Linked DNA regions of Mus musculus: region 1 is linked to region 2. The links are chromatin loops, found by intact Hi-C in ENCODE. Cell type or tissue: left cerebral cortex. All regions are shown on one strand.

What was found. Peaks named below come from ENCODE experiments on the same cell type or tissue, not always from the same donor. Only the 100,000 strongest peaks of a DNase experiment are listed, where the experiment ranks them.
Region 1: a loop joins it to region 2, with 2.2 times the contacts of the local background. A loop is called at or near these places in 10 of 42 quality-filtered maps.

The regions. Positions count from the first base shown.
Region 1 is chr12:104,938,653-104,941,152 of GRCm38, forward strand. Syne3 (spectrin repeat containing, nuclear envelope family member 3) reads right to left here. Exons shown (of 19, transcript NM_001042699.2): 17 at 1,954-2,103; 18 at 930-968. Among named protein-coding and RNA genes, the nearest start is that of Syne3, 59 kb to the right of the region's middle. In left cerebral cortex, CTCF peaks have their summits at 394 (motif pointing left) and 1,249 (motif pointing left); DNase peaks (open chromatin) are centred at 918 and 1,225.
Region 2 is chr12:104,751,291-104,753,790 of GRCm38, forward strand. It overlaps Dicer1 (dicer 1, ribonuclease type III), which reads right to left and starts at 662. Exons shown (of 27, transcript NM_148948.2): 1 at 458-662. In left cerebral cortex, a CTCF peak has its summit at 1,060; DNase peaks (open chromatin) are centred at 283 and 874; H3K4me3 peaks cover 1,776 bases; H3K27ac peaks cover 1,330 bases.

The sequences.
Region 1 (2,500 bases), 190 kb after region 2:
GTGGCTGTCCCTATTAGGGGAGGTTACAGAGACTATGAGAGTTGGAGCCTAGCTGGCTGAAGCTTATGCCCAGGTCTCAGTACTCAATTTCCCCCTCTCCCCCTTCCTCCCCACCCCTTCTCTCTCTTTCCCTCCCCTTCTCCCAGCCTCTCCCTCTCCCTTCATTGCTAGTTGGTCAGGAAGTGAGCGGGCAGCCATCCTCTGCCACAGGCAGAGCAACGACTTACTGCCCAAGCCCATGCATGAGTCTAAGGATCATGGGTGCATTCTCTAAAACCCGGAGCACCTTAAACAGCACTGCAAAAAGAACTGAGGCCACTGAGCACCAGTCCTGACACCCAGATCCTAGGCTGTGTCATCTGGTGTGACACCTGGTGTCACCTTAGGGGTGCCACCTAGAGGGCAGGAACTGGCACTGTTCTCGCTTTCGCCGTGACCAGTACGGGAAGAGCCAAAGTGTTTCAGTGGACAGCAGTGGGCACAGCCTGTCTGGCAGAGCAAAGGACTCCACCACCCTTTCTAATGAGTCCCCTGGGGCCAAAAAGGCCACAAGATCTATTTGCCTGGGATAGTCCAGGCTCCTGGGCCAGTCCTGGTTTACATCTGCTGTCACAGGTATAATCAGTGCAGCATTCAGTCTCTCTCCAGAGTGTCCCGAGGCCTGGATGACAAATCCAGGGTCCTTCTCAGTCTCACGTCAAGGCTAAGTCATCTACACACACTTCAATCCCTCCCTGAGCCTGGGGCTTCCTGAGAACACACACCTCGGGGGCCCAGCCCATTACAGACCAAAGCTGATTCTCCATCTGTGATCTCCAGCTCTCCGGGAACATTCTAGAAAACCCAGACACCCTGCGCCAGAGTCACAGGCTCCAAGCCTTGCACATTCTCTGCCCTCTAGCTGTGTGGAACAGATGGCAGACACGTACCTTCTGGAATGCAGTCAGCTCCCCCGGAGAACTCTCGGTCTGTTATTTTAGGGAAAGGAGAAGAAATGGGGTTTAAAAAAAAAAAAAGTCAGCTAGGCGCGTAAAACTTAAACCCCAGCAGAACCCCCGTAACAGAATATTCATTCTGTCAGGGGAGTATTTTGTTCAAACTGCTGGTCATCTGGACAGCCTGCACCAGCAGGGGATCCCATTTAATGAGCTTTTTAACACACTTCAGGTCCAGGTGGCACTGTCTGGATGGCCTTGGCCAGGGCTCGGAATGTGGTCGATATGGCCTGGGCTGAGCTGACACCTAGTGGCCAACCTGGCAATTGCAGAGCCAAAAAAGCCTGGCTTGCCTCAAGCTGTGGCTGAAAAGTGGGGTCCAGGGAGCCACCCTACCCGCTCCTTCCTGGACCCAGGACACTTAACTTCTTTGTCTCGCTTTGGTCACCAGACCCTCTCCTACACGGGCAAGTTAGGAGGTCATGGTCTTTAACAAAGGCTATCATTATCTTAACCAATGGTTTTCGTAGGGACAGGAGGTCCAGGAGATAAAAGGGCTAGCCAGGAAGAGAGGAGCCGAGGCTCAGGATTCAGCTCCATATGGCATCCCCATGGCAACACCACGCCCCAGTGAAGGGCTATGTGGCCCTTCTAGCCTTGGGGTTAGGAGTGGGACTCAGCTATTCCCCCTGGAGTCTGGGATGCAGCTATTCCAGCAGAAGGTGGTTCTAGGATCAAATGGGAAATGATGTAAAACTATAACACAGAGGGAGCAAGACATCTTTATGTACTAAGCAGGAGTCACTGCCCTTAGTCATAGACTCCAGCCTCCCTGGGAGGTAAGATGGATAAATAATATTACAAGAACCTGAGAGCCAAGAGTGTTCCTCTCCTCCTTTAAGCAGCCACCGTGGCCTGATAATATGGACACGCAGGAATGAACATGCATAGATGCAATTCTGTCTCCCCGAGACATGGTTGCCTCCTGGGACCCCCAACCTTTGGCCCCAGCACCTACCAGCAGGTGGCCAGAGTCCTTGAGCTTGGACTTGTACAGCATCCACCGGTAGCGCAGATCTTCCAGCTCGTTGGAGGGGTCCCTTGCCGGCCTGAGACGAAGCAGGTTCTCAAAGAGGTGCTGGCCTTCTGGGATTCGGGCCTCCAGCTCCTGAGAGAGAAGGTGGCATCATGCCACAGATGCCCAGTGGCTCAAGAACCCCACCTGGCTGATAAGGATGCCAATCAAGGGCCCCATGAAGCATGCTGGGAGATGTGGGCAGGGCCAGTAATATGAGATTCTCATCCATGCAAGTTTTTTAAAAAGGGTTTTTAGGGATGGAGAGATGGCTCAATGGTTAAAAATTATGGCTGTTCTTTTAGAAAACCTGAGTTCAGTACTCAGCACCCAAATATTGATTCATAACTATTTTTAACTTTAGTTCCAAAGACTCTGATGTCCTCTTCTGGTCTCCAAAGGCACCAGGCACAGATGTAGCACATAAGGGCACAGACATTCATGCAGATAAAACACTCATACACATAAAATATTCTTTTTAAAAATGGGC
Region 2 (2,500 bases):
CCCTTCTTCGCAAGGTCCAGACGACCTAAAAGGGGAGGGGCACAAAACATGGCCTGGGCCACCCACCCCCTAGGGCCAGCCTTGGTCACCTGCCAATAAACACACAACAGTCCTTCCCAGGGCTCCAGCCCGCACCTCGCTGAGGCCTTGTCCCCCTCCAGATCCTCGGAGGCATCCAGGGGTCCCGCGCCATTTGGCAGGCCCGGGTCGCTCCCGAGACGCCGGCCCGCGTGGATACCTCCTGTCTTCTCCCGGGCTTCGAACGCGGAACGGGACCTGTCAAAGGCCGCTCCTCCTAAGGCGGGGGTGCGGAGAGGCCCGCGTGGACAGTTCTCTGCCCGGGCTCGGCGTCGCGGCCTGCTCCCGGCGCCCGCGCGGGCCTCGCGCAAGAGGCGGGCCGGGCATCGCCGTCCCCCGGGCCCGGACACAAAGCGGCCCAGCAGGGAGCCCGCCTCACCTGCAGCACTGGGCGCCGCGGGCCTTCCAGAACCATCGGACCCCGCTCCGGCGCGCGCGTCACAGCCCAGGCCTCCCGGTGCCGCCCGGCGCCGCCGCCGCCGCCGCCATTTCCTGCCGCTCGCCGTCGTCTCGTTCCCGCTGTCAGGTTACTCCATTCACCTGGGCCCGGAGCCGCCCGCGCCGCACCGCGCCGCGCCCCGACCCCTCCCGCCCGCGCCTGCGGAGACTGCGCAGCGCCCTGCTCGCCCGCAGCCCGCGCTCGGCCCGCGGCGACGGCGCACAGCGGCTTGGAGAATCCCACCGGCGTCGCGCCGCCGCTCCGCGCCCCCTCGCTCGCTCGCCCCGCGGCCGCATGAAAGCCGTCCTGTGATTGGACGGAGCGCGGAGGTGAAAGGTTAACCCCGGCCCCCCAGCCACTCAGAAGCCGGGAGACAGCAGACTCGGGCCGAGGCCGCGTCGGAGGCCCAATGCGAAGACCGAGCTCTGCAACGCAGTCAGCCAGCCTGCCGGCCGGCCGGAATCCTGAACGCGCCGCTGGGGCTACGCAGTCCCAGCTCCCGGCTCCTTTCCCTTCCTGATGATGGCACACATCGCCCCCATCCGCAAGCCCCGCTGCACCGCTCTTTTGGTCCAAAGAACTGATCTCTTTGGGCAGCCCTCAAAACCAACTTGAATAACCAGAAAATGCCCGCGGCGTGCAAACTTGGTTTTATAAGGCTGAGCTTTCTGCTGCGTCTTCTTGCTGAGATCAGAGGAGTAAAGAGACCGACTTAAAGAAAACCATCTTAGTGTAGGACCCTCCCCCACCTCCGTGTAGGCATCTTGGAAAAAGACTCCGGAATAGACTGGTACTCCAGGTGAGGGATGGACGCTTCTAGCCCCGGGCTTCTCTCAGCCACTGGAAGCGCTTACCTGTCCGTCTGAACTATGTCCAACAGTCCCACGTAGTGGTTGTTACCTCTCCAAATTAAGGCTAATCTTTAATAAGTGCAAGTGATTTGTTTATTTGAATAAATACTAGTGTCATTTGTTTCAATTTTTTTATTACTGTTATTTCGAAAGTAGGTCTCACTATGTAGACCAGGCTGTCCTCAAACTCCGCCTGCCTCTGCCTCTCAATTTTTGGGTTTAAACGTGTGTGCCACGCCGGGCGTGGTGGGGCACGCCTTTAATCCCAACACTTGGGAGGTAGAGGCAGGCGGATTTCTGGGTCCGAGACCAGCTTGGTCTACAGAGTGAATTCCAGGACAGCCAGGGCTATTACACAGAGAAACCCTGTCTCGGGAAAAAAAAAAGATATTTTTTTAAAGACTAACTCCTTGTCCATTAGCAGATGTTTCTGATTTCTTTACCTTTAACTTGGAGGCAATATGGTCCATTTGTTTTGTTTTGTTTTGTTTTGTTTTGTTTTTCGACACAATGTTTCTCTGTATAGCTCTGGCTGTCCTGGAACTTGCTCTGTACACCAAATTGGCCTTGAACTCATAAAGATCCAACTGCCTCTGCCTCCCAAGCACTGGGATTAAAGGCGTGCACCACATCCTCGGCTGTCTTTCAAAAAAAAAAATGGATTTGGACTATCCCAGCATGAGGAGGAGGAGGTTACCATAGCAAAATCACAGATCAAGGCCAGCCTGAGCTACATGCCAAAGCCCTGGCACATACATATATGATATATATACTATATTTGTATCATGTATATGATGTATGTATTATATATGATATCTATCATATATATGTATCATGCTAGATATTATGTATAATGTATATGTACCATCCAATGTATAATATAATTAATATGTACTATATAATGTATATGGTATATGTGATATATACCATATCATACATATATGTGATATATATGCATGTATATATGATATATATCCATATCCACAAAAGCTCACGTTTACATATGCAGTTGGACAGTGTCCTGCTCTCAAGAACATTAACTAACAGAAACACAGCTGCAGAAGAGACTCCTCCCACATGATTCACTCAACCCACACGAGTTGCCCCTGGAAAGACCCTCCCTCACCAACCA